2 separate regions of the Homo sapiens genome follow, and region 2 is linked to region 1. A link is an interaction called in ENCODE POLR2A ChIA-PET data of the cell type or tissue named here. Cell type or tissue: GM12878. All regions are shown on one strand. Links, peaks and the distances in the headings refer to the core of each region. The heading gives the core; the rest is flanking DNA.

The links. ChIA-PET counts read pairs that join two places held together with the same protein. Peaks named below come from ENCODE experiments on the same cell type or tissue, not always from the same donor. Only the 100,000 strongest peaks of a DNase experiment are listed, where the experiment ranks them.
Region 2: POLR2A ChIA-PET joins it to region 1 with 7 read pairs; 3 of 35 experiments call an interaction of 5 or more read pairs at or near these places.

Annotation. Positions count from the first base shown.
Region 1 is chr3:124,761,724-124,778,031 of GRCh38, reverse strand. ITGB5 (integrin subunit beta 5) reads left to right here. Exons shown (of 15, transcript NM_002213.5): 11 at 4,120-4,342; 12 at 8,919-9,019; 13 at 11,687-11,806; 14 at 13,475-13,641; 15 at 14,314-16,084. The coding sequence ends at 14,409. Among named protein-coding and RNA genes, the nearest start is that of MIR544B, 37 kb to the right of the region's middle. RefSeq lists enhancers at 213-926, 2,358-3,073, 3,074-3,788, 5,220-5,935, 6,876-6,955 and 1 more and a silencer at 9,035-9,084. In GM12878, for the core only: no CTCF peak of the experiment used is centred there; a DNase peak (open chromatin) is centred at 6,781; H3K27ac peaks cover 316 bases.
Region 2 is chr3:124,975,505-124,991,812 of GRCh38, reverse strand. It overlaps HEG1 (heart development protein with EGF like domains 1), which reads left to right. Exons shown (of 17, transcript NM_020733.2): 13 at 827-869; 14 at 989-1,026; 15 at 13,867-13,954. Among named protein-coding and RNA genes, the nearest start is that of MUC13, 49 kb to the right of the region's middle. In GM12878, for the core only: no CTCF peak of the experiment used is centred there; no DNase peak of the experiment used is centred there.

The sequences.
Region 1 (16,308 bases), core at 5,420-7,919:
TTGTTCCCAATCCCCATGATGGTGATTGATAGGTTATTGATCCTTGGGACAGGGCCAAATGACGCTGGTCCTTTTGATGACATGTGTTCCTCCTAGGGCAGTAGGAGGGTCTGGGGCTGACCAGAAGATGCAGGCAATCTCTGAGCACGCAGGCTGAGGGAAAGGCAGGTTGAGGCTCAACTGCAGGAGCTGAGACATTTGGATTGGGATAAAATGTGACCAGGCCTATGTAGCTTTTGACTGTCTGTGTGGGTCACGCTTTCTGAAGGAGTCTTGGAAGTCTTGGTTTCAACCAAGGTGGCCCAGTAGTTGTGACTTGTGTGCCAGCTCCCACCACTTGGTAGAACCTACTTGGAGGACTGCATTGAGGATTCTGAGGGCAAGCCCAGGCCCCTTGGAGAAGACTCCTATGAGGAGACAGCGATGCCTGCCACAAGTGTGGAGAAGGAGATGTGCAGCGTCTGCTGTCACTGCTTTAGGCTGTCTCTGAAAGGCAGGGAACTACCCAAGGTAAACTCAACTGGGACTATTATCAGAGTCACAAAGGACAAGCATTCTGGTGGCTTCAGTGATTTCATCAAGTGTGAAGCCTGGGGCTTATTTTCTGGTTTGGCTGGCTAGGGCTTTGCTTTGAAGTCATCAAATATTGGAGGCCAAAAAGCCATGCAGATGAAGGTTTTCTGATGTCCCACAGCCCCTCCGTGGCTCCCACTGGCTCACCCCCAGAAACGGGCTGGGCTCCACACACCACTGCTTTCCTGGCAGCTTCTGGCTGGGCTCAAGGGTGGTAGGAAGCTTTTAGGAATGGCCAGCAGCTCTGGCCTTGGGTCTTGTCCCTCTCCAAGGAACGGTGGTGACCTCTGGTGAGCCACCAGCTCTCACCCTCTCCTACCCTTGACTCCTGACTCCTCTTCTTATACCCTAGGTCAGGGGCACACTCAACCGCCCTGACCTTGGGCTAGGCTGTGGAACTCTCGGGCCTGCAAGGTATCAGACATACTTAAAGCAGCTAGGCTTCCCTGCCCCCCAGCCATCCCAGGGGAAATGAAGAGCAGCAGGCACCTTGCCTGGCTCCCCTCTGCAGCGAACAGGCCTTTTCACAAGGAAGGCCCGTTCCCTTAACACACATGCCTCACCCCAAGCCCAGGCCCTTCAGCAAAAGAATAGGCTACCTCCAAACCTTTGACACTTCGGCATATTGTGCCACATTGTATTTGGATAATTTTATGGTGCAGCCAGCAACAATTAGAGTAGGAAAGAAAACAACACCCGCCTGGCCTCTGTGCCATCTTTGTTGCTTAGCGCTGAGCATGCCTTTTACTTTTTATATGTTTGTGTTGTGGGGATCGTGTGATGGACAAGCCATCAGAGAGTGCCAGAGCCGTATTAAGTCTACCCTTGGAGTGCATCAGTGTCTGCAACTCACTTTGTAATGCATCTTTAAAAATACGGGTTGATGGAAGGGCAGACAGGTGGATAGATAAGCAGTCAAGCAGCATGTCACATGTGAAGGTAGGATCTGGGTGGGGAGGATATGTATGTGCACTGCACAATCCTTTCAACTTTGCTGCAGGTTTGGAAGTTTTCCTAACAAAATGTTGGGGGGGTGGGGAATAATCCCCTCACAGTGAGCCATTTTAATTGAAACCAGGCTCTTGACCAGTGTGCTCCCTGAGGCCAGAGGGTGAGGGAGTTGTGTGGATTGGATCCATTTCACCTGTGAAGGCTCCCCGTGGGGAGTTCCTGCTGCCAAGGCTCAAAAGTGGTGCTGGTCCCAGACTGGTGGAGAGGAGGGGCAGGACCGCCCTCTCCCTTCCAGGGATGAGCTCATGCTGCCCATTGCCCCAGCCTCTGCTATGGAACCCTTGAGCTGCGAGACACTGCCCTTTCCAGTGGCTTACCCCTCACACGCCCGCATCTACACAGTTAAGACTGCATTCCACAGCGGACTCCGGGCCCGAGTCTGGCTTTCCTTCCCTCTCCTGGAGGGCTTGCCATCTGCTTCAGCGCTGCCTGTGACATGGGAGGGCACCTGCTCAGCACACATTTGCTGTGGCTCTGAGACCCCTGGGTAAGCAGAGAGGCTGTCTGAGCACAGGAGGGTTGGGAGGCTTGGCTGTCCAGATGGTCCCCCTGCCGCCTACAGGTTCTGGGCACCAGAGAGTGGACGGAGCCAGGGGAAGCAGGGGCAGGAAGTTAAGTGGCGGGTGAAGAGGCTTTCTGGAGTTGAGTTCTGACCTATATTATATTGTGGGTCACACACATTGGTCGTCCAGGGAAGGTGCTGGGATCCAGTTAACAAGCCAGGTAACTGACTCAGATGTGGAAGTAAAATGAAAGGTCTCCCCACCCTGCCTCTCCAGTCACCCACTAGTTGATGAGTGGTGCTCAGCAAATGAAACTCTTGGTTGTATTAATATCAGCCTTCACATAATGGCATTAGGGAAAAAAATAATACAAAGTTGATTTTTTAAAAAATACCAATTGTAGCACTGCGTTCTGCCTCTGATTGTGTAGAAAATGGAGACTCCACTGTCAGGCCCTTGGTCCCCTTGGAAGACGGTGCTATCTAGTCTTTTCACAGTCCAGCACGCTCACACTCCAGAACAAACACTCACACTCCAACACACCCTCACACACACACTCCAACACACACAGATGCTCGCACTCACACACATCCTCCCTCACACTTGCACTCCAACACACATACACTCACACTTGTACACACTCATGCACACTTGCACCCACTCACAAACATACACTTAAATACTTCCTCACACACACTTGCACTCACACACTCATACACACTCACACTCGCTTTCTCACAAGCACACACATTCCTCTGAGCCGAGTGATATTCCTGCCCCTCACACCTGCTGAGTGGGGGCAGCCCCCGCCTCTCCACCCTTGCAGGCGATGGAGAGGACCCCCTGCAAGGAAGGGCCAGGGCATCCCCCTGCAGGTTCTAGTCCTGGCTGCCTGTGCTCATAGGAGGCAGTAGACTTTGGCACTGAGATCATGGACTCTGGAGCCAGACTCTCTGGGTTTGAGTCCTGGCTCTGCTGCCACTAGCTGTGTGACCATCAACCATTGCTTCACCTTTCTGGGTCTTGGTTTCACCCCTTATATAACAAGGACAATAATGCCTGCCCCATAAGTCACTGTGCGGATTCATCCCATTTCTACGTGTAAGGTGCTCATATAGGAAGCACTGGTGAGTGTTAGCTGCTGCTGCTGCTGCTGCTGTTCTCAGCATCTGCTCCTAAATCATCCATTTCTGGGTTTCGGGTCCCTGGGCAGGAATTCAGCTTCTAACTAGGACTCAGGGAGAACAACCGTGTTTTCTGCTATGGCTGTAACAGATGACCGCAGATTTAGTGACATAAAGCAACACGGATTTATTTTCTTACAGCTCTGGAGGTCAGAAGCCTGAAATCATTTTCACTGGGCTAACATGGAGGTGTCGGCAGGGCTGCATTCCCTCTGAGGCTCCCAGGGAGCATCGGCTTCCTGGCCTTTCCAGCCTCCAGAGCTGCATTCCTCGCATTCCTTGGCTCTTGGCATCCTCCCCATCTTCAGAGCAGCAGCCAGCATCCTGGCTTCTGTTGTCCCACTGCCACCTTCCTCTGTAGTCCAGTCTCCCTTGCTCCCTCTCAGAAGAACCTTGGTGATTACATTTAGGGCCCACAGAGACAATCCAGGAGAATCCCTCATCTCAAAATCCTTAACTTAATCTCATCTGTGAAAGCTCTTTTGCTGTAGAAAGTAACAGTGATACTCTGGGGATTGGAGTGGGAACATATTTGGGGGCCATTATTCACACAACTGAAGCAGGAGGAAGCTTCCCTGGGTCCTGGCCCTGTGGCCCAACTTGGCCAAGTTCTGGACCAACTTGGAGCACCAGTCTAGACCCAACCCAGCCACACCCGCTGCCAGGGTCCCCTGCTGTCCCTTCATGCTGGCTCTAGGCCCTCTGTCTATCTCCCCAAACAGGCTCTGAGGGCAGAGTTGGTGTTCCATTCTCTGCTGAATCCCAGTCCTGGCATGTGGGGCACCAGATGGTTATGTGCTCATGTGTAAAGGTGAGCAGGTGCTGATGTGCCACATGTATCCTTTTAGGCCATGGCGAGTGTCACTGCGGGGAATGCAAGTGCCATGCAGGTTACATCGGGGACAACTGTAACTGCTCGACAGACATCAGCACATGCCGGGGCAGAGATGGCCAGATCTGCAGCGAGCGTGGGCACTGTCTCTGTGGGCAGTGCCAATGCACGGAGCCGGGGGCCTTTGGGGAGATGTGTGAGAAGTGCCCCACCTGCCCGGATGCATGCAGCACCAAGAGGTACTGGTTCCACTGACAGCCCCACCTTACTTCTCACCCAGGCCAGGCCTGTGGTCCAGCCAGGCAGCCCTCAGGGCCGGCTAGCCTCCACTCCTCACCTCCTGCATCTCCCACCCAGCAAGCCTCGCTGGGGAGCCGCATTCTTACCAACCGTAACTGAAACTGTGGCTTTCAAATGCTGGTTCCATAAGGGTTTTGTAAGAAAACAAAAACAGAACAAGAAATACAAAACTGCTACTCTGTTCCTAAACACGTTTAGAAATCACGAAATCACAGAGTTAAATGAAATTAAATTGGTGTTGGTACCAAAAATAGCACCTTCTCAGAGCCTTGAGTGTACTATTGTGTGCTTTCACAGGAGAATACAGTGTGCATCTTTTTTCAAATGAATTAAATCCCCCACACTGATATCTCCCAAACAGTGTTTCACAGAACCCTTATGGGAAATGCTGACAAACATCATCAGAAGGTAAATTGGAAAGAGGCCGGGCATGGTGGCTCACACCTGTAATCCCAGCTCTTTGGGAGGCCAAGACGGGTGGATCACTTGAGGTCAGGAGTTTGAGACCAGCCTGGCCAACATGGTGAAACACCCGTCTCTACTAAAAATACAAAAATTAGCGGGGTGTGGTGGCACGTGCCTGTAATCTCAGCTGCTCCGGAGGCTGAGGCAGGAGAATGGCTTGAACCTGGGAGGCGGAGATTGCAAGATCGCACCACTGCACCCCAGCCTGGGCAACAAAGTGAGACTCCGTCTCAAAAAAAAAAAAAAAAAAAAGTAAATTGGAGAGAAAGGCACCCGACCTAGATAAGGCATGCCAGAAACCACTGCAAATGGCTTTTGAATTTTCTGCTCCATTTATACAGATAATAGAACACGGGCTCTGTGCTGCTGCTGAATGCAGAGATTGTCTAGACCTGGGCCCCAGCCTTCGCTGACTCGGCCATGGCCTCCCATAGCCGTGCTGACCTCCTCCTGCTCAGCCCCGCATGCTCCACCAGAGTGCAAATGAGAGGGAATTACAGAATGATGCCCCTGGAAAGCAGGAGTGACATTTGCTCTTGGAGTTTGCTGGAGAAACAGCTGTGTCATCATTACCCATGCTAAGGAGGAAGGGACACAGAGGATCAGAAACAAATCATAATACAAACGTCGCTTCTCTTTGGCTGAGGAACGCATCTGTGATTTTCTCTTGGCAGATTTCCCTTCCAAATGTCTGGCTCGGGCTGATAATGAAATGAGTTCATGCTCCCTGCGCCTGCAGCGGCTGCTGGTCAGTCTGTGCTCGGAAACGTTCTGGGTGGCAGAACCCCTGGTTGGACATTTGCCATAAATAACCCAGGCGTGGGTAATTGAAAGCTGGCTGCAGATGGAGAGACAAGATAGACAGGGCTGGGTTTTAATGTGTTTAATTGGAGGAGATGGGGGAGAGTAAGGAAGAAGAAAAACAGATTCACTTTAGACCTGCTAAGAGCAGAGAAAAAACAGATCCAAGTAGAAACAGCCCGGGGAAGGTTAGGATCCTGGATCTGGAGCCCAGATAGCTGTGGCCATCCCAGCACAGAGTCAGCCATTATCCACGTTTTGTATCCGAGGGAGGTGCCCCCAACCTCCAGCTCCCAGCAGCAGAACCTTTTTGAGCCTATGCTTCTAGTCCTTGGGGCACACTAGGTAAATGGGGAGTTGGGGTCAAGCTAGGACAATACACATGGAGCTCATCAAATGAGTCTTGCCTTCCTATGGAGCAGCAGGCAATGGAGGATTGGCTTTAAGTCAAAGGCCCAGGGGAAAACAGCTCTAGCTTTAAATGTTTAAAGCATTTATTTCTTAGAAGACATAGACTTAATAATTTATTATTCATTACACAATATGAAGGGAGCAAGGAGAGCAAAGAGATGCCACAAGGGAATATCACGATTCCTTTTTTTTTTTTTTTTTTTGAGACAGGGTCTCACTCCCGCCACCCAGGCTGGAGTGCAATGGCACCATCACAGCTCACTGCAGCCTTGAACTCCTGGGCTCAAGTGATCCTCCTGCCTCAGCCTCCCAGGTAGCTAGGACTATTGGCTTGTACCACCACACCTGGCTAATTTTTATTTTTTTGTAGAGACAGGGTCTTGCTATGTTGACCAGGCTGGTCTCAAACGTCTGAACTCAAGCAATTCTCCCACCTCAGCCTCCCAAAGTGTTGGGATTACAGGTGTGAGCCATTACACCCAGCCCACTATTCCTTCTTATTTGTCTCTGGGCCACACTGACCCTCTGTCTCTTTCACAGCCTAGGTGGAACTTTTTTTTCTTTTTAAACGAAGTCCTTTTGATGGTGACTTACATCAGAGTCTGTTTTTTCTACTTGCTGCTTGTTAGGAGGCACCAGGTTTTGAATGTCCTACATCCTTTTTTTTCTGGGGGTTTCAGGGCAGCCAGTCTTCGTTTTCTGGATCTAACTAACCACACTTTTCACTTTGGGTGAGTTCACACTCAACACCCAGCTGATTTCAGTTAACAGGCTCTCAAGAGCAAAGTGTCTCTAAACAACTTAATTTTTTTAAAAGGCAGACTTATTTTAGTACATGACTACAATATATTACAAGTTTCAACCAGTACATGGGGCATATGAGTTAGACTGATATGTCCACATGGATACTTAGGGAGTGTTTCCTGGAAGCAGCCTGGAGCTATGGTTTAACAACAGAGAATCAGATGGCAGGGACAGAGAATCCTGGCCGGGAGAGAAAGCAGCCCTCTTAGCCCTGTGCTAATCTGGGAGGCTGGTGCAGGGGGAGGGTGGGGGATCGGGGGCAGCTGGGTCAGCATGAATGACTGAAGCTGGAACCACCCCTTCCTGGCCCCCAGCCAGGTCTCAGCTGCCCGCCTTCCGGGGCTGTGACTGTGGGGAGAGTTACCATCTTGTTTCTAACTTCAGAATATTTCCATAAAGTCAGTCCCAGGAGAGTGGGATTTTGTAGCCATTTCAGGGATGGTTGAGCTCCTAAGCATGTTAGAACCTCTTAGGAAGCCTAGTCTGAGAGGTGGGGCACCTGGCTGCAGAACCTCAAGTTCTCCTCCGTAAAATAAAGGGGACTTAGTGAAATGGTCTCAGAGCTCCCGTCCAGTTCTGCTCCTCCACTTCGCAGTTTCTGCACTGGAAATGTTTTAGTAGCTGGCCTCTTAATCCCGAGGAGTTAAGAAACAGATGATGATAAAGGCTCTACATTGCAGTTGCACATCCCTCTGTATTTTTGCCAGAGAGCTTTCTGGACACCCAGCCCCTTTGGTCCCCACAGGCCTGTGGGGGCACAGCGGCTGTCCCTCGTGTAGCTGAGGTCACCCCCTGCACTCTGATGGCCTCCCTGGCACACCTGGCTCTTGAGTCCTGACCCGGTTTCCTAGGGGCCTCTCCTGGTGTCTCACCCTCCTCGAAGGCCACCAGGCAGCACTGCATCACAAAGTCCCTGAGAGCAACATGCCCCAGCCCACTCCTCCCTGGAGCTTCGAGCTCACCATCTTATAGCCCCATCCCCCAGCCACCAGAGGAGCCTGGGACCTCTCCCCTTGAACATCAGCTTTACAGCCCGGCAGCCAGAGCTTAGCTCCCCACCCTGTGACCTCAGGAATCCTGTTCTCCCAGATGTCTCCGAAGACAGACAAAGAATGTGTGCAACTTGGTTTTGATGATATAAAGTATAATAATGACCATTTAATTGAACGTTGTAGTTAAGCATTTTCACCCACTATCTGAGCCACCACCTGCTGTTAGCCTGAGGTGGGAGGAGAGAGGCTCAAGGTGTCACTTTTTGGCTGCTCATCCATTTTCTAGAGGAGGCCCCTGTTAAAGAACAAGGGTTCCCTGGGAGGAGCCATCACCCTAGAGCCTGTGCCAGAGCCTAGTGTAGACTGATTCGTGGGTAAGTGGGCAGCAGGCCACGGGGGACCTGGCAGATGGGCTCTATCTGAGAGGGAGAAGGGGGCTGGAGCCCGAGATTCTCCGGGACAGTGGATCTCAGCCCTCGACATGCATCAGAATTGCCCAGGAAGCCCAGTCCCCGGAGGTGTGGTTGGGCCCAGGTACTGGGAGTTTCTCTTGAAAGCTCCCTGGAGAGTTGAACGTGCAGGAGGGTTGAGATCCCCGCCCTGGGTGATGACCAGGGCGTGATGTGGGGAACTAGGACAATGTTGGGGCATTGAGCTCTGACCATGGGAGTGTGAGGAGCTCTGGGAGGCCAGGAATACTGTTTTATCACCCAGAAACCTCTGGCTTGGAGCAGACTCCTCACCAGGCATTAGATGGACCAGAGTGCAGATGGATTTGTCTCCTGGTGTCAGAATTTGAAAGGTCTGCAACCTGACATGTAGACAAGACATGCCACTAAACTCACACAGGCTCCTCCAAGAACCCTTGGGCTTCCTCCCATAACAAGAAGAAAGGCAGAGCAGAAACATTCCCTGAGGCTGAACATCTGCAGCTGGAAAGAAGTGAAAGCCTTCCCAGGTCCTGCACTGTCAGGAGCTCAGGGACAGGTGTGGGACTGTTCTACATTATCTGACACCCACCTTTATCTCCTCTTTTCCAAAGAGATTGCGTCGAGTGCCTGCTGCTCCACTCTGGGAAACCTGACAACCAGACCTGCCACAGCCTATGCAGGGATGAGGTGATCACATGGGTGGACACCATCGGTGAGTGTGCTGCCACCACCCGGGCAGTCACGGTTTTTCTCCTTCCTGGGGAGGAGGGTAGTTTTAGCCTTGAGTCAGGAGGCACTGCCCAGGCTTCCTGGGCATAACTGTGGGCTCCCCATGAGGACCCGGTGCTGGAACCATCATCCACAGCTGATGGGAATGTAGAATGGTACGGACTTTGGAAAGCAGCTTGGCAGTTTCCTAAAAAGTCAAACGTAGAATCACCATACAATGTGCCAATTCCACTCCCAGGTATACAGCCTAGAGGATTAGGTCCATATGTCCATGTAAAAATACGTACAAAAATGTTCACAGCAGCATTATTCGCTATAGCCAAAGGTGGAAATGAACCACATGTCCATCAACGGATAAATAGAAAAGAAAACAAAGTGTGGTCCATCTATACAGTGGACACTATTGAGCCACTAAGAGGTGTGAAGCACTGAAACACGCTACGGCACGGTGAGGCCTGACCACAGTGCGGAGCAAAAGAAGCCATGTATTATATGGTTCTGTTCATATGAAATGTCCAACACAGAGAAAGCCATGGAGACAGAAAGTACATTAGTGGTGTCCTGATGCTAGGGAGAAGGGAAAATTGGCATTGACTACTAACAGGTGTGGATTTCTTTCTGTGGTGATGGAAATATTCAGAATTAGTGGGAATGGTTACACAACATTGTGAGTTGAGTAAAACGACTGATTGTACACTTTAAAATGGTTTAAATGGTGAGGGGGAAATTATGCACCTTGAAAGGGAATCTGTGTCTCAGGCTCCCCTCACTGGCAGGCTTCCCCTCTATCTTCACCTCTGGCTTCTGCAAACTCCTGGCCCCCAGCTGCCTGTCTGTCTTGGTCCTAACGTACATCTTTTGTAGACTTCCTTGTTCCCACCTGCCTATTTTGACTGACTACAGTCACGGCTTCTGAGGGTTTTTTGTCTCGAGACAGGGTCTCTGTCACCCAGGCTGGAGTGCAGTGGCACCATCATAGCTCACTGGAAGTCTCGACCTCCTGGGCTCAGGCAAACCTCTTTCCTCAGCCTCCCAAGTAGCTGGGACCACAGGCATGTGCCACCATGCCTGGCAAATTTTTGTTTTTGTAGAGACGGAGTTTCACCATGTTGCCCAGGCTGGTCTCAAACTCCTGGGGTCAAGCAGTCCACCTGCCTCAGCCTCCTAAAGTGCTGCCATTACAGGTGTGAGCCACCATGCCCAGCTCCTTCTTAATATTTGAGCTATATATGCATCCAGCACATATTCGTTGAGCGCCTACTGTGTGCCAGGTGCTGTCTATCTCCTTAGGAGACTGTGGGGAGTGGACCACAGTCTGGTTCCTCACATGCCTGTCTTCCTGCCCCTGCTTCTATCTTGCAGCTCAGGGCCTGGCCGACCTCAGGTTCTGCCAGCAGACCTGGGCTGGTTGCCCCTAACTAGGCACACATGGTCAGAGAAGGAAACAATGCCTTCCTGTGGCCCAAGGACTGGTTCGCTTGGTTTATAGCAGTGACAGCCGTTCATGCACAGCTGCTTCCCAACCCAGTCCTCTGAGAGAGCAGCAGAGAAAGCTTATGTTCCAATCCATCATTTACCCTTTTTCTTCTTTCTTCCAAGCTTTTTTCATACACACACTCACATGCTCACTCATACTCACCCAGCCCAGAAGGGAGCTGAGACAGAAAGTCCAGGCTTTCGTGTCTGATAACCACACTAATTCATCTGCTTCCAGGTTACAGCTCCGTCTAGCAGCAAGGTTGAAAAGGTTAAAAAGGCAAGAGCTGGAAAGCATTTACCGCCCTAGTGTTCACCTTCTGTTCCTCCCCAGGACCCATTGCCATTGCCACTGCATTTCCTCACCCCTTGCCTCACTTTGCACTTCCCCTAGTTCCTTTCTCTCCAAAAAACAGCCCGCTAACCCTCTCCCAGGGAAGCCTTGGAATGTAGGTAATGCCTGGACAGGGGACTGTGACACCCCCACCTTGGGGAATGGCAGCAAGGGGGCAGGGAGTTGCTGAGGCAGCTTGAGGAAGGGGCTTCTTAATATGGAGGAGGGAGGCCGGGCCACGTTCAGGGCCAGGCTGGGGACAGCCTGAGTTCCACACTGTCTCACTTTATCTCCAGGCATGGCCACCACGGTGGGCACCAGCCTCTCACCCAGTGTCCTCACTGCCCTGTGGTTCTTTTTGATTTTGCATCCCAGGAAGGAGTTGCTGCCTCTTGGCCTCTGTGGCCAGCTCTCAGCCCCAAGTGGCCTGGGCTGTTTCTCAAATATGAAGCCCCACTCAAGCCTCAAAGGGGGCTGGGATGGTTTTTCTTTCTTTCTTTATCCCTTTAATTTCCGTGGCCAATCCCTTCACCCGTCCCCACCCCGAAACCATTAAAACCTTCTGTTATTTCACATCACCCCCGACTAACACTTCAGAGGCTTGGAGATCCTCTAATGTGTTCCACGTGTCCCCAAAGCCATCTAAATTCAGCCCTGGGCCTGCATTCTTGGTGTGAGAAAACTGAACTCATCTTCAAAGGCCCAGCCTCCCCTTAAGATTTTCTGCCCACACCCCCCATGCCCTTTCCTTTTTCAAGGCACTCGGCTCCCTGCCCCGACCATCAGTGGCTGTGGGCTGCTCAGAGAGACTCAGGCCATTCCCGCTTGGTTTTCTTCCAGTGAAAGATGACCAGGAGGCTGTGCTATGTTTCTACAAAACCGCCAAGGACTGCGTCATGATGTTCACCTATGTGGAGCTCCCCAGTGGGAAGTCCAACCTGACCGTCCTCAGGGAGCCAGGTAGGTGAGGGCTGCAAGGGCTCGGCCCACTCAGCCAGCCCTCAGTTCTGATTTCTGATGCCATTCTCTGCTCTGGGACCACTGCCCTTTCTGTCCTCATCGGCCTTTTGAAACTGCAGGGAGAGGAGGGATACAATTTCTTCTTTTTCTTTTTTTTTTTTTTTTTGACACAGGCTGTCACTGTGTCATCCAGGCTAGAGTGCAGTGGTGCCATCACAGCTCACTGCAGCCTTGACCTCCTCGGGTTCAGGTGATCCTCCCGCTTCAGCCTCCCGAGCAGCTGGCACTACAGGCATGCACCACCACACCGGGCTAATTTTTGTATGTTTTTGGTAGAGACAGGTTTTCACCATGTTGCCCAGGCTGGTCTCGAACTCCTGGGCTCAAACAATCCACCTGTCTTGGCCTCACAAAGTGCTAGGATTACAGGTTTGAGCCACTGCACCTAACCAGTACAATTTCTCATGAAGACCAGATCTGAGGTCACTGCTGCTCCACTCCTAGAGTTTAGAAGAAAGATGAATGTGCAGCTGGGGGCCCATTCTTGGGGCAAGCGCTAGTGGGAGCGTGAGTCAGGGCAATGGGAGTTATAGAAGGATAGGGCCCTGTCCCTGGGGAGGGTCTCATCTTGGAGGAGCACAGACGTGAAAGTAACCACAGAACATACCTACCCTGCACAGCCAAAGGCAGCAAGGAGCTGCTGTGTTCTGCAGGGAGGGTGCAGGGCATCTAGACCACCAGGGCTGGGCAGGGTATCACTCAAGTCAGGGAGCATCCAGCTCCACACACAGCCTGGGCGGGGCCACTGCTGCTTCCCAGCATGGATTCCAAGGACAACGGAGCACTGGGTTCAACATTCCTGCTGCTCCCATGCTCAGCTCCCAGCACCACTGAAGAGGTCAAGCTTTAATCCAAATACCAACATTCTGCCTCTGCTTGGACCCAGGGACCAATAGCCTTTGCCTTGGAGTAACTGGAATATCTGATATCACCCCTTACATTCTTCTTGGGGGTAGGGAGGCAGGGGTGGAGCAGAAAAAGATTTGCTCTCTTCAATCGACAGCACTGCAAACTATTTTTCCAAATTGAGCCCAACCACATAATGTGCCTTCCTGAGGCCAGAGGCAGAGAGAAGTGTGGTACCAGCCTAGGATGCACGCCTGTAAGAATGAGGCTTTGTTTCCAATGCTGTGTCTGAGGTTCTTTGAAAACAAGCACATTTACTCCAAGGGACACCACGCTAAAGGCTTACAAATGTTGGCCCCCAGCCCAGACCTTGTGGAAGTGGCTTCATGTGGCTTCATGGTACCTCCTGCCTGCCCAGTCTGCTCCTGAAACCATGTACACGAAAGCTGAGCGGGTCCAGCATCCTGCAATGGAGACTGGGCCAGGCGGGATGTGGGTGCTGCCCATGAGGGGAAAGGCAGCCCTGCCCCAGGGCCCTCATCTAGACTTTGCCACACTTGCTGTGTGACTTTAGAACAGTCACTGTCCCTTTTGAATCTTTCATTTTTTGTACATTGGGGAAACCCTCCTGAGGATCTAAGGGAGAGCCGAGGAGAAGGCCTTTGGAAGGGGTGCAACTTTCATCTCAGAAATGCCTGCAGTTGCGTGAGAGGGGCATGGTGATGCTAGTGGCTTTGCTTACCATGCTTCTGGTCCCCCCAGAGTGTGGAAACACCCCCAACGCCATGACCATCCTCCTGGCTGTGGTCGGTAGCATCCTCCTTGTTGGGCTTGCACTCCTGGCTATCTGGAAGCTGCTTGTCACCATCCACGACCGGAGGGAGTTTGCAAAGTTTCAGAGCGAGCGATCCAGGGCCCGCTATGAAATGGTAAGCACGTGGGAAATGGGAAGCAGAGGAGACTTCAAGCTCAGAGGCGTGGTTGAGTTCAGCGGTATGTTAGCAATAGAGGCTCACTAATGTCTTTGGCATTAAAAACAAAAGAATCAACACCAGAAACGCTGTGCCCAGTTCTGGAGAGAGAGAATTGCACAGCCCCAGTGCAGAGTGAGCTGCACAGATCCCTGTTCCAGACCCAGGTCAGGAAGGTCATGGGGGCAGAGGCGCTGGGCGTGCCTCAGGAAGAGTCTGACCAGTCTCAGAGAGAGCACAGACCAACAGGAAAGCTCAGATTCTTATGGTCCATTACAACACTCACACCTGCAGTCTGGTCACCCCAGGCAGACTGCAAATGCCCAGAGGACTGAGCGCAGTCAGTTTCTGCTGAACCTGGGCTTGGTTTCTGTTAAAGCTGGAAGGGACTTCAGAGACCTTCTGACCCAACTCCTCCTTCCAGAGGTGGATAGTGAAAGCTTAGAGAAGGCGATGGCTTTCCTGGGGAACACAGAGCTGTCCTAGAGCCCACGGCCGTCTCCTCCTGAGTGCTCTGCCTGCTGCTGTCGCAGGGGGCTGACCTGGGAAGGGATCCTAGGGCCTGCGTCTGTCGGTTTGAGTGTGTGAGCTAACATGTGTCCTCATCCTCTTCCCCGCCGTGTTCTGTAGGCTTCAAATCCATTATACAGAAAGCCTATCTCCACGCACACTGTGGACTTCACCTTCAACAAGTTCAACAAATCCTACAATGGCACTGTGGACTGATGTTTCCTTCTCCGAGGGGCTGGAGCGGGGATCTGATGAAAAGGTCAGACTGAAACGCCTTGCACGGCTGCTCGGCTTGATCACAGCTCCCTAGGTAGGCACCACAGAGAAGACCTTCTAGTGAGCCTGGGCCAGGAGCCCACAGTGCCTGTACAGGAAGGTGCCTGGCCATGTCACCTGGCTGCTAGGCCAGAGCCATGCCAGGCTGCGTCCCTCCGAGCTTGGGATAAAGCAAGGGGACCTTGGCGCTCTCAGCTTTCCCTGCCACATCCAGCTTGTTGTCCCAATGAAATACTGAGATGCTGGGCTGTCTCTCCCTTCCAGGAATGCTGGGCCCCCAGCCTGGCCAGACAAGAAGACTGTCAGGAAGGGTCGGAGTCTGTAAAACCAGCATACAGTTTGGCTTTTTTCACATTGATCATTTTTATATGAAATAAAAAGATCCTGCATTTATGGTGTAGTTCTGAGTCCTGAGACTTTTCTGCGTGATGGCTATGCCTTGCACACAGGTGTTGGTGATGGGGCTGTTGAGATGCCTGTTGAAGGTACATCGTTTGCAAATGTCAGTTTCCTCTCCTGTCCGTGTTTGTTTAGTACTTTTATAATGAAAAGAAACAAGATTGTTTGGGATTGGAAGTAAAGATTAAAACCAAAAGAATTTGTGTTTGTCTGATACTCTCTGTGTGTTTCTTTCTTTCTGAGCGGACTTAAAATGGTGCCCCCAGTGGGGATTGAAGCGGCCGTGTACTTCCTCAGGGATGGGACACAGGCTGGTCTGATACTCCAGACTGCAGCTTGTCAAGTAAGCATGAGGTGCTCGGGGCAGTGAGGGCTGTGCAAGGGGGAACACTGAGCAGATACCTTTGGCCCCTTCCAGCTTTTACTGACAGAGAGTTCCAGGCTAGACACCATAAAAACCACCCCTTGTTCTGAGGGGCTGAGGCTGGAAATAGATTGTACAGACAAGCAAGGGTTGAGTGGTGGTTCCCACACGAAGTCATCTCTTAATCATCATTAGCAATAGCAGTTCCCTTCCAAGGCCTCCCCTCACTCCCGAAACACTTACGTCCCATGCAGGCCCAATGCAAAAAAACACATTTGAGCTTTTTTCCCGCAGGGCCATGAAGTCCCCTTAAGTTCCCATATCTAAGATGGTTGACTGACCCTCTCCCCTTATGTACAGAAGAGGAAACTGATTCTCAGAGAGGGGAAGTGGCTTGCCCGAGTGTTTGTTAGGAGGTTACTGAATGACAAACTGTTCCTAAGACCCCATCTCATGCTGGCCAGAGGGCCAGCCTCCTCATTCCTGCTTGCTCTTAGAAAATCTTTCACTGATCATTTTTTGTCACTGGAATAACTTCAAGGTTATTATGCTTTCATTCCAAATGGATCTGTCCTCAGCTCTGGACCCAATTCCCCTTACTTCATTTTGGCAAACACTAAGTCAAATAGTGAAATGCCTGTCACTACATAGAACCTATTACCTGGGGCAAATACGAACAGATTGAGTTTCCTTCATCTTGTGTAAATATGATGAAACAGAGACCTGGTAACTTGGTGACACTGTTAAACCCTTTTTGGGATAAAGCCAAATGTAAATGAAAACATTAAACAGATAAATTGTGGTGTTGAGACTTTTCTGAATTGAGAAAAATAAATGTAATTTTGGAAGAAACTTTGGGTTTCTCTCATGTTTAATTTTGGGTTTCCTGGAGACAAATCATTAACTGGCTCAGAATCTCATTTTCTCTAAGGGCACGACATTCTTTTTTTTTTTTTTTAAGAGAGGATCTCACTGGGTCACTCAGGCTGGAGTGCAGAGGTGCAATCTCAGTTCTCTGCAGCCTCAATCTCCTGGTCTCCCGTGATCCTCCCAACTCAGCCTCCTAAGTAGCTGGG
Region 2 (16,308 bases), core at 11,863-14,362, 210 kb before region 1:
TGGTGAAACCTCATCTCTACTAAAAATACAAAAATTAGCCAGGCTTTGTGGCGGGCCCCTGTAATCCCAGCTACTTGGGAGGCTGAGGCCGGAGAATCGTTTGAACCTGGGAGGTCGAGGTTGCAGTGAGCCAAGATAGTGCCACTGCACTCTAGCCTGGGCAACAAAGCTACTCATCTCAAAAAGTAATAATAATTACAACTACAAAACCCTGATTTAGTGGTTACTATGTACCAGACCTGTACTAAGCCATTGGATTGCCTTATTTCACTTAATCACCTCCAATAAAATACTTTTTATAGCTGGGAGATTGAGAGCCACAAAGAGGTTAAGAAAAGTTTTTTGATAAGGTTAAGATTTGAGGCTAGGCATGGCGAATCATGCCTGTAATCCCAGCACTTTGGGAGGCAGAGGCGGGCAGATCACTTTGAACTCAGGAGTTCGAGACAAGCCTGAGCAACAGGGTGAAACCCCATCTCTACTAAAAATATAAAAATTTGCTGGGCATGGTGGCACATGCCTGTAATCCCAGCTACTTGGGAGGCTGAGGCTGGAGAATCACTTGAACCCAGGAGGTGGAGGTTGCAGTGAGCCAAGATGGCACCACTGCACTCCAGCCTGGGTGACAGAGCGAGACTCTATCTCAGAAAAAAAAAAAAAAAGAGTTGTGCCGGCAACAGTATTTAAGTGAGGATCATTCCAAAGCAGTTTGCAGCCTTCTGGTACTAGAATAATCTTGTGGACTTTAGGGTGGCTGGCGTTTAATTAACTGGGAGTTTGGGAGAGGTAAATAGACACACTCATGCATTTTCCTTTTGTCTTTCAGCATGTGAAGATGGATATAGGCTTGAAAATGAAACCTGCATGAGGTAGGCTCCATGTTGATTTAGTCTAATTTTGTTACAAATCTTATTTAGATAAATTGCCTCACTTATTTCTTTTGAGATTGGAAACTAATTCTTGCCCTTTTTTCTTTCTTGGCTTGCAGTTGCCCATTTGGCCTTGGTGGTCTCAACTGTGGAAACCGTAAGTGTACAAAAGTGGACCATTATGCGTGGGCAGGGGCCTGGCCCTGTTGTTAGTGCACAGGTGTCAGTCTCCTCCCACTTCCCTCAGTTCACACCTGCTGTCTTCTTAGGTTCTATGCCAATGGCATGGGGGAAACAAAGAGAAAGGCCAGACGTGGTGGCTCACGCCTGTAATCCCAGCACTTTGGAAGATGGAGGCAGGAGGATCACTTGAGGCCAGGAGTTAGAGACCATTCTGGCCAACATGGTGAAAGCCCGTCTCTAGTAAAAATACAAAAATTAGCTGGGTGTGATGGCACATGCCTGTAATCCTAGCTACTTGGGAAGCTGAGGTGAGAGAATCGCTTGAACCTGGGAGGCGGAGGTTGCAGTGAGCCAAGATCACGCCACTGCACTTCAGCCTGGGTTACAGAGCGACACTTCGTTTTAAAAAAAAAAAAAAACCCAAAAAACAACAACAAAAAAAACAAAGAGAAAGACTTGACTGGTACTGTTCAGGGGCTCAAGGTCTGGGCTGGGCAGGGAGAGAAACACTCACTCCTAAATACCCCTGCTGTGTGCTGAGTGTTACTGTGATAACCAGACATGGGGTGTGGGACGGGGAGGCAGGGACTGTGCCCACAGAAGAATGAGAGGACACTCGACAGTACTTCTTGGAGGGAGTGGAATTAGAGGAACAGTAGGAAAGATTTAGACTGGCGGGTATGGGGGGAGGACATCCCAGGCAGAGGGAGCAACTTAGACAAAGGTCTTCAGGCAGCCATGGGCCCTTGGTGTTCTGGGGACAGTGTGTAAGTGGATGTGGCTGGAAGATAGGAAGATCGGAAGGCAGAAAGTAGAGGATTTGGATTGGCAAAGTATATGAGGTCTGAACTGTTGGGGTTGGGATCACCAGGCTGAGGAGTGTAGACTCTAATCAATAACTGTCAGGCAGCTGGCAAAAGTCTTAGAGCAGGAAAGCAGTTTGATCAAGGAAAGCAATTTGGGCTGCATTGAGAACAGACTGGACAGAGGAGAATGTGGGTGCAGCTTAGATATTTCCAGCATAGTCCCACCAGGCATGCTAGAGACACACTTAGGAGTCCTCTCTGCTCCAGGTGGAAGTAGAGGGTGGAACGCCAAGCAGCCAAGAGTGTTGGTGGGGACTGTGAGCGGGGCGTGTTTTGCACCTAATCCAGTTCTTGGAGAAAACCAGTTGTGATTCATTTAAGATTGCTTGCACTGACATTTTCTTATATTCATACATTAGAAATTGAAATTATCTGCAAAATTAAATTTGGGGATATAGCATATCATAGGATGTAATAGAAATACTAACAATGAAGATTTTAGTTTAGGACAGCTTTGGCTCTCATCCTACAGACAAATGTGCCAGTGGACTATTTTATAAGTTTACTAGAAGGAAAGTAGACATGATTTTATTTAATGTGTGTAAAAAAGCCCCCAGTTTCTATTCCCCAGTGGTATACCTTACATCTGATTTCTTCAGTGGTGTTTTCTTTGTTCGTAAAGGTTTTCTATTAGCAAGTTTCATTATTGACTTTCTTTGAGCATAACTAAAAAATAAAAATAATGAAATAAAAATCAAACACATTCAATGCTGAATATAAAACTGACATAAAACTCTCTTGGTGCACCCAGCATGGTGCTACTCTCAGGTCAGAGTCTAGAGACTTGGAATTACATATCCATTTAGGATTACTGATGACTTTGGTCATCTGATTTATCTTGACTGCAGACTAGCAAGAGGTTACAGAAGATAGCCTCAGAGAAAGACTAGGGAGGCAATTCTAAAAGCAATTATATTTATAGTCATATGAGTAGAGAGGGAGGGACTCACAGAATTGATATTTGTTTTTCTGTGTTTTTGAGATGGAGTCTTGTTCTGTCGCCAGGCTGGAGTTCAGTGGCACGATCTCGGCTCACTGCAACCTCCGCCTCCTGGGTTCAAGCGATTTTCTTGCCTCAGTCTCCCAAGTAGCTGGGACAACAGGTGTGCACCACCACACCTAGCTAATTTTTGTATTTTTAGTAGAGACGGGGTTTTACCATGTTGGCCAGGATGGTCCCGATCTCTTGACCTTGTAATCCGCCCACCTCGGCCTCCCAAAGTGCTGGGATTCCAGGCGTGAGCCACCGTGCCCGGCCGATGTTTGTTTTTTAAGTAGCAACCTGCAGCCCTGAGTGGTGTAGTAAACAACCCTGTACTCTTTAGAAGTCCCAGAGGACACTGTGGGGCCATAGAACCATGTGAGCACGGCCCTTCACTCCAATGGACCCCAGTCATCACGCTCTAAATGGTGTTTGGTGCACTCAGTTTAATAAGGCAAGGAAGTTATCATATTTTAGGCTTTTTTATTTAATAAATTAAAGAATAGTCAAAATTCTTTTTAGGTGTCAATGCTGAACAGGGTAGGCTTGAGTATTTTGGAGATTTGGCTTATGTAAAACAGTCTGGATGGCAGTACATGTCCTTTCTAAAGATCAGTATTTAGGCAAGCCAGTTTCTCAGCTGGGCTCAGGGTCTTTATGCTTTTGTGTTTAGGAGGATATCTATGCCTTAAAGGGGCTGCCTGGTCTACAGAGTGGTGTGTGTTCACTTTTTCGTGTGAATCTCATTTCTCACTTGAAACCAGAACAGAGTCACAGAGAGCTCGTAAACTGATCAGAGAATGGAGTAGCCTGTGCACAAAAATAGATAAGAAAATCTATAACGTTTCAATGTGGAAAAAGGAGGCTGAATAATCAGACAGAAATTTAAGATATTTGAGTCTTGTTTCCCAAATGCTGGAATACTAGAACTACATGGTATATATATATATATATATATATGTGTGTGTGTGTGTGTGTGTGTGTGTGTACACATATATAGTCTTTCAGAAGAGATGCTTCAAGGCTAAGAGTAGAGGTTACATCACAAGCCTGCGGACCTGATCCTAAGATATTGTTAGAAACAGAGAGGCTTGGCCGGGCGCTGTGGCTCACGCCTGTAATCTCAGCACTTTGGGAGGCCGAGGCGGGCGGATCACGAGGTCAGGAGATTGAGACCGTCCTGGCTAACACGGTGAAACCCTGTCTCTACTAAAAATACAAAAAATTAGCTGGGCATGGTGGCGAGCGCCTGTAGTTCCAGCTACTCAGGAGGCTGAGGCAGAATGGCGTGAACCTGGGGGGGCGGAGCTTGCAGTGAGCCGGGATAGCGCCATTGCACTCTGGCCCGGGCGACACAGCGAGACTCCGTCTCAAAAAAAAAAAAAAAAAGAAAAAAAGAAACAGAGAGGCTTAGCAGCAGGAGGCTCAAAGTGCAGCAGACCTGTATCACGTGTGCAAGAAACTCATCTGAATGCAATCCCACCTGATGGCAGAGAAAGAGAGAGCCAGTGAGACAGGTGAGAGGTGTGGAGGTGTGGCCACCCTGTTCACGTGTGCCCCTCGGGTGAGCCAGGGAGCAGGAGGTAAGAGATATGACCTGCTCAGTCCTCTTGGGGCCTCTCATCCCTGACAGGCCTCTCATAGAATGAGCTAGTACTTTAAACCTGCTTTGGTCAGACAGCTCCCTAGTTTTTATTTTTTATTTTTAGAGATGAGGTCTCTCTCTATTGCCCAGGCTGGAGTGCAGTGGCCTGATCATGGCTCACTGTAGCCTCAACCTCTCAGGCTCAAGCAATCCTCCCACGTTGGTCTCCCAAAGTGTTAGGATTACAGGCATGAGCTACCACACCTGACCCCTAAATAAGTTTTATTAGAAAATGCTTCATGTTTCTCAGCGAATGGAAGAGTGATCCATCTAGGGAACATGAGTCTATAAAGGGCTGCAGGAAAGGGGTGTGAGCTGCAGGGCATTATTCTAAGTGGCACTGGTAATTTTTTTCTCAGAGATTATTAAGTACTATACATGTTTGGGGATGCTGTTTCCCTATGTCATTGACTATTCTGTAAGTTCTTATGTTAGGAAAAAGTCAAGTCCTCTCCATTATTTTTGTGGGGTTCTGGAAGTAGCCAAGATTTCTCTCTGATTCCTCAGACTTCCTTTTCCTTCCCATTTGTCCAAGTCACTGTCACTGTGTCCAGCAGAGGGCAGAGGCCTGTCTGGATGGTTTGCTCCTGGCCACCTTTTAGAACCGGCCGCCTATCTTTAGTTTGGTAACTTTTGTTATTCTGTGATGGCATGTAAATATCACTTTATCATTTTGATATCTCTATTAGTTTCAGTGTTGCAAGACAGTTAATATTATAGTGGCTGATAATAAGTAGCACTTGCCACCTGCCTCTTTCTCTGAGGTCTGGGCCAAGACCTGGGTGTTGGTTAAGGAGTTGGGAATTCATCCCTCTCTATGGTGATAGCATATTGGGAGTCTGTGACTCATCACTCAACGTTTTGTGCCAAATAGCAGGGCTCTGACTGCCCACCGCTATTACTCCCATTATTGCCACCCAAGACAGCAGGGGCCTTCCTGGGGCTGTGACTCAGGCTGGATTTTTCGTAGGCAAGAAATGCTTCTTCTCTATGCAGGCTTTTTAGGGCACATGCTCTACCCAAGCCCAATGAGGCTGGGGAGGCTGGCTTTTTCCAGCCAAGCACACATCATCCAACTCCAGTAGATTTTGGCATTAGGCATAACCTATGTCCCACCCCTCAAAAGTTTCTGTGCACTTTCTACTTGTGCCCAGATTTCAGTCCTTGCTCCTTACAGAGAAACTGGAAAGGGCAAGGCACAGTGGCTCACGCCTGTAATCCCAGCACTTTGGGAGGCCGAGGCAGGAGAGTCACTTGAGGTCAGGAGTTCGAGACCAGACTGGCCAACCTGGTGAAACCTCATCTCTACTAAAAATACGAAAATTAGCTGGGCATGGTGGCACATGCCTGTAATCCCAGCTACGCGGGAGGCTGAGGCAGGATAATCGCTTGAACCTGGGAGGCAGAGGCTACAGTAAGCCGAGATCGCACTATTGCACTCCAGCCTGGGCGACAGAGCAAGACTGTCTCAAAAAATAAACGAATAAATATCTGGAAAGGGCAGGACAAACCTTTCTCTCAAATCTTCACCCCCTGCTGGAGCAGGGCCCCCACTCCTGGGCAGCGCAGGCCTGCACCTTTCTTATCACAGCTCTCCTTTTAATTTTTTAAACACGTAAAATATCTCTCTGTTTATATCCCAGATTCCACCAATTTCAACAGCAAATATCCCATTTGCCAGATGGCCCCAGAATTCTTTTAGGAATGTGTCATCAGATGTGTCTCTCACTCCCCTTGCCTCCACCCTTTTCTTAGGGCGTGCACATTTCCTCTGTTGCTGGAAGTTTACGTTGGTTCCTCCTCACAGTTTCATAATTGCTAAACAACTTTGGGTTGTTTAGCCTTTTTTCTATTTTTAAAATAAATTCCTTTTTTAAAAAATAACAATATAGCACATGCCCATTAATTTCCCCTATTTTAACCCAAATTAATTAGAAAATAAATAGAAGTTAAGGGAAGAGGAGAGTAAACAGTCTCACCACCCATTAAACACTATGTTCACCATGTTTCCTTACTACTAAGTGTGGGGCATAGGCCAGCAGGATCCATGTCACCTTGGAGCTTATTGGAAATGAGCAACTTCGGGCTCCCCACTCCAGACCCACTGAATCCGAATCTGAATTCTCACCAGGCCCATAAATTTAGTTAATATGCAGATTTATATGCATATTAAAGTTAGAGAAACACTGGTATTATATATTTTTCCAGAGATATATATGTGTATGTCTTTTTAACAGAAATTGGATCTCACTGAACATACTGTTCTGTAACCTGCTTTTAAACCTAGTAAACTGTGGAATGTTTTCACTTACGTAATTTTATAATGTTACGTTTGATAGTCCTGTGAAATTCTGCTCTATGGACCTACTGTAACTTCCTTAACCATTCCCCTCTTACTGCCTTTCAAAAGTCTCTTTTTAAAATATTCCTGTCATCTAAGCCATTCTTCTGTTTTTTGTTTGTTTTTGTTTTGTTTTTTGGTTGTTTTTTTGTTTTTTGGTTTTTTTTGAGACGGAGTTTCACTCTTGTTGCCCAGGCTGGAGTGCAGTAGTGCGATCTTGGCTCACTGCAACCTCTGCCTCCCGGGTTCAAGGGATTCTCCTACCTCAGCCTCCTGAGTAGCTGGAATTACAGGCCCCACCACCACACCTGGGTAACTTTTTGTATTTTTAGTAGAGGCAGGTTTTCATCATGTTGGCCAGGCTGGTATCGAACTCCTGAACTCAGGTGATCCACCTGCCTCAGCCTCCCAAAGCGCTGGGATTACAGGCATGAGCCACCGTGCCTGGCCCCATTTTTCTGTTTTATGGTTATTGTCATTTTGTGATCATAGAGCTCACATAATTCTCCTAGATTACTTTTTTCTGGCCACAGACATTTTTTTCCATCCCTCTTTCATATTTGCCACGTCTCTTTTGTAGGTCATCCTTTCATTCAAAGGGTCTGCACCTCTTCAGAGGAGACCCCTGCCTCACAGCCTCCCAGTGTAGCCAGCAGGGAGTGAGAGTCTGCCTTCCCCACTGACAGCCCTCTTCCCGTGAAGCCAGACATTCCGCTTAAATATCTTTCTACACTGTCTTCCCAGCCCAACCCACGGTCTGATGGCAGGTGTAGAAGGTGTCTTTCAGTTGTGTTCACCCAGTTGTTGCCTTGGGTTATAAAAGACTTAGACCAATGGAAATGCTGTGTGTTGGTGGAAGTCACTCAGAACAAACATCTGGGAAGACAGCACTAAACTGCTTAGGAGGAAGGAGGGAGAATCTATTAATATTACCCAGAAGGCAGCTGGAAGTCTCATTCAGCTAAAAGCAGTCATTTTACTCGGTCTTGACTGGCCTCCCTTCACTTCAAACGGGGTAAGGCAGGGATTGGGGAGAGGGAACTGTTGTTCTGTACCCAACCCTTCTGCTAGCGAGGACTATTTGGTGAGGTGGAAGGGATAGAGTTGTGTAAAACATCAGGAGAAAGTGACAATCATGTGGGGCACTGTCACAGTGGAGAGTGGTGGGCACCGGGTATGTTCACACCCTGGTTGTAGACTTGCAAAAGGTGAATTTCAGAAGGTGCGGGAGAAAATAAGAATGCTGTGAACAGAGATGGAGGAGGAATGGAAAGATTTTAAAGGCAAAATTTGTCTGAGTGCGGTGGCTCACACCTGTAATCCCAGCACTTTAGGAGGCCGAGGCGGGAGGATTGCTTGAGCCCAGAAATTTGAGACCAACCTGGGCAACATAGCGAGACCTCATCTCTAAAAAAAAAAAAAAAATCAGCCAGGCATGGTGGCATGCACTTAGTGTCCCAGCTGCTTGGGAAACTGAGGTGAGAGGATCACTTGAGCTGGGGGGTGAGGTTACAGTGAGATGTAATCATGCCACTACACTGCAGCCTGGGTGACAGAGCAAGACCCTGTCTCAAAAAAAAGATTAAAAAATAAAAGGCAAAATTCTAACCATAAATCACAAGTGAGCTCAGTGAGGAAAAATATGGAGAGAACTGAATGCATTGTAAGATAAAAACTAATGTGGCTACCTAGAAAATTCTGTAATGTGTTCAAGAATCTTAAAGGAAGGTTGGCTAAGGTTCTCCTGGAGTAAGTGAGCCCAGCTAGCCTAAGCGACAAAGAGAGTTTATTGGAAGAATCCTGGCATCAGGAGTGGAAGGAACCAAGGAAGTGGAGGAAGGAAGCTCAGCAGCTGGGGGTAGCGAGGAGCTTCCTGTGAGAGCACATGTTGCCATGACTGCATCCTCATGGCTCATCTCCACTCTTTGCCATGTATCTGTATGCAGGCTCTCCTTCCCAGACAACATGATGGGAAATAGGGTCACCAAACAGCTCTTGGTTGGGGGTGGGGAGGTCTCTAGCTCAGCAATTGTGAAAGTGATGGCCCTCTTTTCCCAAATTCCTGGGAAGTAACTAATTGATCCACTTTGGATGGTGGGTTTGTTCCAGGACCAGCCAGCTGTGTCCAGGGGATGGTGTTACATGTCCGAGTGTGCCCACCCCCGGCTGCAGATGGAAGGGGGTGCACAGTTTTCAGAAGGGGGGTGGCTAAGCAGATAGTCCAGTAGATCCCATCCAAATAAGCATATAAACATAAACAAATATGGCTCTGGGGAAAGGCTAAGGCCCAGAATGTGCTGTTGGTTTGATGAAAGATGCTAACTGTGATGACAGCAATGTCAAGCTGTGAAGAATAAGGGAAACATGGAGCCATTGCTTGAGAAAGACTGAAATGTCAACAAATGCCAAGAAGAAAGTAGGACTAAGAATTCCAAGCTCTTCATTCCAGAAATCTTTTTGCACTAAAAAGGATAGGACAAGCCTAAGATGACATTCACTGCCTCTGTCTCACCTAAATATTCAGAGCACCTCTAAAGCTAGGAAACACTTCAGTTGGCACTTATTCAAATCCATGCACTTCTACGTCATCATAAATCTAAAATCAGTACTTAACCCCAAAAGATCAGTTGTAGAATGATTTTAAGAAGATCTCTGGGGGATATTACAAGGTTACAGTGACATGGCTGCCAAAGAACTTCAAATGTACTCTTTAAAAAATATGTATATGACTGGGCGTAGTGGCTCACGCCTGTAATCCCAGCACTTTGGGAGGCCGAGGCAGGCGGATCATGAGGTCAGGAGTTTGAGACCAGCCTGGCCAACATGGTGAAACTCCATCTCTCTAAAAATACAAAAATTAGCTGAGCATGGTGGTTCATTCCTATAATCCCAGCTACTCAGCTGGCTGAGGAAGGAGAATCGCTTGAACCCGGGAGGCAGAGGTTGCAGTGAGCCAAGATCGTGCCACTGCACTCCAGCCTGGGCGACTCCGTCTCAAAAAGAAAAAAAAAAAATATGTATGTGTATATATACACAATGTCAAGATTTCAGGGAGGGGTGTGTGTGTGTGTGTGCATATGTAAATATGTAAATAAAATTTGGGAAATACAGAAAAGCACAAAGAAGAAAGCAAATTATCCACCATTACCCGAGGCAGTGCTAACTTGTGCAAACATTTTGGTGAGTTCCTCCCAGGCTCTTTCTCTCTGCTTGAGTGCTGGGTGGTCTCCTGGCTTTCAGCCCAGTGCTCTTTCCTCTCCTGTGTAATCTAAACCAGTGCTACCCACGGTCTGGTCCATTGGCTGGCAGCAGCACCATCCCGTAGAAGCCTCTAGAAGTGAGGTTCTGAGCCCCTGCCCAGTATGACTGAACCAAATTTCTTGGAGCAGGGACCAGGAATCTGGGTTTTAACAAGGCTTGTGGGTGACTGAGACGCAGACGGGAGTTTGAGAAGCCCTCGTCTATGCCAGTGCTACACAACTTGTGGTCTGCCGTGTGAACTGTTACTGGACCATGGCAAGATAACACAGAAGTTGAGAGTGAGCACTTAGAAATGTTTATATTAACTTGACATAACTGTGACATCCAAGCATGGGAGCCTTGGAAAAGAGTTTTATTATATTTCACAAATATATCAGTCCACAGTCGAGTTGACTGTGACTTTAAAAAAAAAAACTTTAAAAAAAAAAAAAAGGAAAAAGTGAAATTTATGATAGTTGGTGCCTGTGGGGACAGATGAGGGGAGGAGCACATGCGACTTTATTTTCTTTATTTAAAAAGAATATCCAGGTTGGGCGCAGTGGCTCACACCTGTAATCCCAGCACTTTGGGAGGCCAGGGTGAGAGGACCACTTGGGGCCAGGAGTTCAAGACCAGCCTGGACAACATAGTGATACCCTGTCCCTACAAAAACCAAAACTTAGTTGCGCCCGTGGTCCCAGCTGCTTGGCAGGCTGAGGCAGAAGGATTGCTTGAGCCCAGGAGTTGAAGGCTGTAGTGAACTGTGATTTTGCCACTGCACTCCAGTGTGGGCAACATAGTGAGACCTGTCTCAAAAAAAAAAAAGGATATCCAGAAGCACAAACAAGCAAGCAAAAACTGGTCCTCAGGCCAGGCGCTGTGGCTCACACCTGTAATCCCAGCACCGTGGGAGGCCGAGGTGAGCGGATCACTGGAGGCCAAGAGTTTGAGACCAGCCTGGCCAACATAGCGAAACCCCGTCTCTACTAAAAATGCCAAAAAATTAGCTGGGCATGGTGGCGCGTGCCTGTAATCACAGCTACTCAGGAGGTTGAGGCATGAGAATCGCTTGAACCTGGGAGGAAGAGGTTGCAGTGAGCCGAGATCACACCATTGCACTCCAGCCTGGGCAATGGAGCCAGAGTCTGTAAAAATAAAAAAAAAATAAAAAAACTGGTCCTTGACCACAGATAGTTTGAGAAGCACTGGTGTACACCATCTGTGTCTCTTTTTAGACAAAACTGCTTGTTTCCAACAGGAACCTGCTACAGCTGCAGCCACTTGAAAGGGTCACTTCTAAAATGGATGCTTACTTGTTTTGTTGGAAGTGAGAAAATTTAACTTGGTGTGGCAGGATAAGCAGGAGCCAGACTCTGGTCTTTAGGAAAAAAGGGAGCCACAGAGGGTTTTTTAAAGCAGGGAAATGGCAAGATCAGATTTGCTTTCTATAATAGTGAGTGGACAAGACTGGGCACAGGTGGATGCGTTGGGAAGCAGCTGCAGTTGTCCAGACAAGGGATGATGGTAGCTCAGAGCCATGTTGGGGGAGATGAAGAAAAGTGGATAAATTCAAGAGGTTTGTTTTCTGTCTTCACTTTTGTTAAAAAAGAAACTTTCAAATACATGTGTTGGGAGGTAAGGAAGAGAATGTGTTTATTCTGTGGCTTGGCTTTGTTTCCTGTGTATCTTAATACTGATGGCTTTTGTATCCTAATACTGATGGTTTTACGTAATAGCCAGGTTTCTGTGCTATTTATTTAAATAAAAGGATAGGAAAATTGTTGCATGGCTTGTATTTGCTCATAGTCTACCTGTTGCCTGTCTTCATTCTCAACCAGCACCTAGTGCTCTAGAAGCTTGGTGAGGAGGGGAGGAAGGTGTCAGCCCTGTACCTCATCCTTGTTTACATCCTTGTTTAGTAGAAACGGGGTTTCACCGTGTTAGCCAGGATGGTCTCAATCTCCTGACCTCGTGATCTGCCTGCCTCGGCCTCCCAAAGTGCTGGGATTACAGGCTCCAATCTTAATTTACTATCGAGAATCCGGCTACTGGTGTTTCATCCTGGATCCTACAACTAGAGAACACAATTTTCTTGTATTTCCACAACCAAAAAATCAATAGGAATATTTAATAAAATTTATTGAAGATATGATTTTACCAGAAATACATAGATATAAAAGCAATTAATTAAAGCTTTTAATATTGCTTTCTACATATGATATGTACTTGCTTAAATCACTGCTAATTTCTGGTAATTAAATTTGATGTGTATCTATTGAGGAGCTACTCAGTCCCTAGCATGGTTGATGCAGTGATTCCCAGACTCTGGACTTAACTGATCAGTAATGTTCCTTATAAAATTGCGGAGTCTAACCTAGGGTTGCCTCCTTTTTATTTTATCAAGTAAAAATCTAGAACTGAATCAAGAATTTTTAGGCCAGGCATGGTGGCTCAAGCCTGTAATCCCAGCACTTTGGGAGGCCGAGGCTGGTGGACCACCTGAGGTTAGGAGTTCGAGATCAGTCTGGCCAACATTGCGAAACCTCGTCTCTACTAAAAACACAAAAAAATTAGCAGGGCATGGTGGCACGTGTCTGTAATCCCAGCTACTCAGGAGGCTGAGGCAGAAGAATCGCTTGAACCCAGGAGGTGGAGGTTCAGTGAGCCGGGATCGCACCATTGCACTCCAGACTGGGCAACAAGAGCAAGACTCCGTCTCGGAAAAAAAAAGAAAAAAAAAAAGAATTTTTATATCTACTATCACCATTAACTCAAAAAATTAAACAACACCAAAGGGTGGGAAGTGACCAAGAAAAGATTCTGCGTTATCTCCATTACTTTTTTATTTATTTATTTATTTATTTATTTATTTATTTATTTATTTTTGAGACAGAGTCTCACTGTGTCACCCAGGCTGGAGTGCAGTGGTTTGATCTCGGCTCACAGCAACCTCGGTCTCCTGGACCCATCCATTACTTTAATAAAAATCAGATTTACTGAGGCATAATTTACACATGATAAAAGGCATCCATCTTAAGTGACAGAGAAAAGTAGAAAGGACAAAAATCTTAGATTATAGAACAGTTATCAAAGAGGAACAAATTAAGTTTTTAAAAAACTCATAACTCACATTTATTTTTCTCTTTCTACCGTGGGTTGGTGAAAATTTCATCGGGGCTGGTGCACAGGTAAAAGTTAGGAGCCACCATCCTAGGAGTGGCTTAAAAAAGGGAGCTTTTCGGCCGGGCGCGGTGGCTCACGCCTGTAATCCCAGAACTTTGGGAGGCCGAGGCAGGTGGATCAAGAGGTCAGGAGATTGAGACCATCCTGGCTAACACGGTGAAACCCTGTCTCTACTAAAAATACAAAAAATTAGCCGGGCCTGGTGGCACGCACCTGTAGTCCCAGCTACTTGGGAGGCCGAGGCAGGAGAATCGCTTGAACCCAGGAGGCGGAGGTTGCAGTGAGCTGAGATTGCACCACTGCACTCCAGCCTGGGCGACAGGGTGAGACTCTGTCTCAGAAAACAACAACAACAACAACAACAAAAAACTCTTCTCAATATGGAGAGCCTTGGAGATAGCCATTGAGGATCCCTTGCCAGAGAGTAGGAAGTTGTAGGCGAGGGCACCCCTCAAGGCAGGGTGGTGACTGTAGAGTCAGGGGAGACCATTCTTGAGAACTCACTCATTCCTTCATTACCTCCAGCCAATATGCTTTTTTGTTTGTTTTACGTTTAGCCTATCAGCTTATCACTGTGGTGATCGCAGCCGCGGGAGGTGGGCTCCTGCTCATCCTAGGCATCGCACTGATTGTTACCTGTTGCAGGTAAGTGATGAGAGTTCAGGTTCCAATCCCGTTCCTTTGCCTGTGCTATACAAGGGTCAGTTTGTATTCTTTTACAGGATACTTGAGATGGTTCACAATATTAAACCATAATGTGTGACTAACCCATTTTTAAAAAAGGAGAAAGGGAATTCACGATAGTTGGTGCCTGTGAGGAAAAAGAAGGGGAGTAAATGGAACTTCATTTTCTTTATTAGAAAAGAATAGCTGAAAGCACAAGCAGGAAATGAAAAAAGAAATAAACTGGGCTTCATCAGAATTAAAAACTTTTGTACTCCAAAGGACACTATCAAGAAAGTGAAAAGACAACCCATACTTGCAAATATGGGTTGCATGAGAAAATACTTGCAAATTATGTGTCTAATAAGGGACTTGTATCTAGAATATAGAAGGAACTCTTACAACTCAACAACCTAATTTTAAAACTGGACAAACACTTGAATAGACATTTCTTCAAAGAAGAGATACAGATGGCCAATAAGCACATTGTCTTAGTCCATTTTGTATTGCTGTAAAGGAATACCTGAGGCTGGGTATATTAGTCCATTTTTATACTGCTGATAAAGACATGCCCAAGACTGAGCAATCTGCAAAATAAAGAGGTTTAATGGACTTACAGTTCCAAGTGGCTGGGGAAGCCTCATAATCATGGTGGAAGGCAAAGAGGAGCAAGACATGTCTTACGTGAATGGCAGCAGGCAAAGAGAGAGCTTGTGCAGGGAAACTCCCCCGTATAGAACCATCAGATCTCATGAGACTCATTTACTATCATGAGAACAGCATGGGAAAGACCCACCCCCATGATTCAACCATCTCCCACCAGGTCCCTCCCACAACACGTGGGAATTCAAGATGAGATTTGGATGGGGACATAGCCGAACCATATCAATGGGTAGTTTCTAAAGAAAAAGGTTTATTTGGCTCACAATTCTGATGGCTGCAAATTTTGAGATTGGGCGTCTGTATCTGGTGAGGGCCTCAGGCTGCTTCCACTCCTGGAAGAAGATGAAGGGAGCCACCTGATGAGAAAGAAAGCAAGAGGTGGGGGGCTAGGGGAGAGGTATCAGGCTCTTTTGAACAACCAGCTTTCCCAGGAAAGGTATTAGTCCTTTCATGAGAGATCTGCCCTCATGGCCCAGACACCTCCCTGTAGGCCCCATCCCCCAGCACCTCCACACTGGGGATTAAATTTCAGCATGAGACTGGGTGGGGACAAACTATATCCCGATCGTGGCACACACGAAAAGATGGTCAACATCATTAGTCACCTAGGAAATGCAAATCGAAACCACCATGAGACACCACTTCACACCCACTAAGATGGCTATTAAAAAAAAAAAAAATAGAAAATAGCTGCTGGGCACAGTGGCTCAGCCTGTAATTCCAGCACTTTGGGAGTTCGAGGCGAGTGGATCACTTCAGATCAGGAGTTCAAGACCAGCCTGGCCAACATGGTGAAACCCTGTCTCCGCCAAAAATATAAAAAATTAGCTGGGTGTGGTGGTGCATGCCTGTAATCCCAGCTACTCGGGAGGCTGAGGCAGGAGAATTGCTTGAACCTGGGAGGCAGAGGTGCAGTGACCTGAGATCATGCCACTGCACTCCAGCCTGGGTGACAGAGCCAGACTCCGTCTCAAACAAAACAAAACAAAACAAAAAAACACCTAGAAAATAACAAGCATTGGTGAGGAAGTGGAAAAATCAGAATCCCCCATACACTGCTAGTGGGAATGTAAAATGGTGCAGCCGCTTTGAAAAAGTCTGAAAGTTAAAGACAGAGTTACCATTGGACCCAGCACTTCCACTCTTAGGTATATCAAGAGAAGTGAAAAGGTATACTCACACAAAAACTTCACGTCAATGTTCACAGCAACATTATTTACAATAGCCAAAAGGTGAAAACTCTACCAATGTTTGTCAATGGATAAACAAAATGTGATATATTTCTACAATGGAATATGATTCCGGCATAAAATGAATGAAGTACTGATACATACTATAACATGGGTGAACCCTGAAAATACGCTAAGTGAAACAAGCCAGTCCCAAAAGACCACCTACTGTATGATTCTATTTATATGACTTATCTGAAATAGGCAAATCTAATAGAGTTGGAAAGTAGATTAATGGTTGTCTAGGGCCAGAATGGTGGGGAAAAGGGGAGAATTGGAAGATGGTGGCTAAGGGGTATGGGGTTTCTTCTTGGGGTGATGAAACTGTTCTAAAATTGTGATGATGGTTGCACAAGTCTGAATATGCCAGAAACCATTAAATGAGTGAATCGCATGATATGTGAACTGTTTCTCAGTAAAGCTATGTACAGAAAGAGAAGCAGA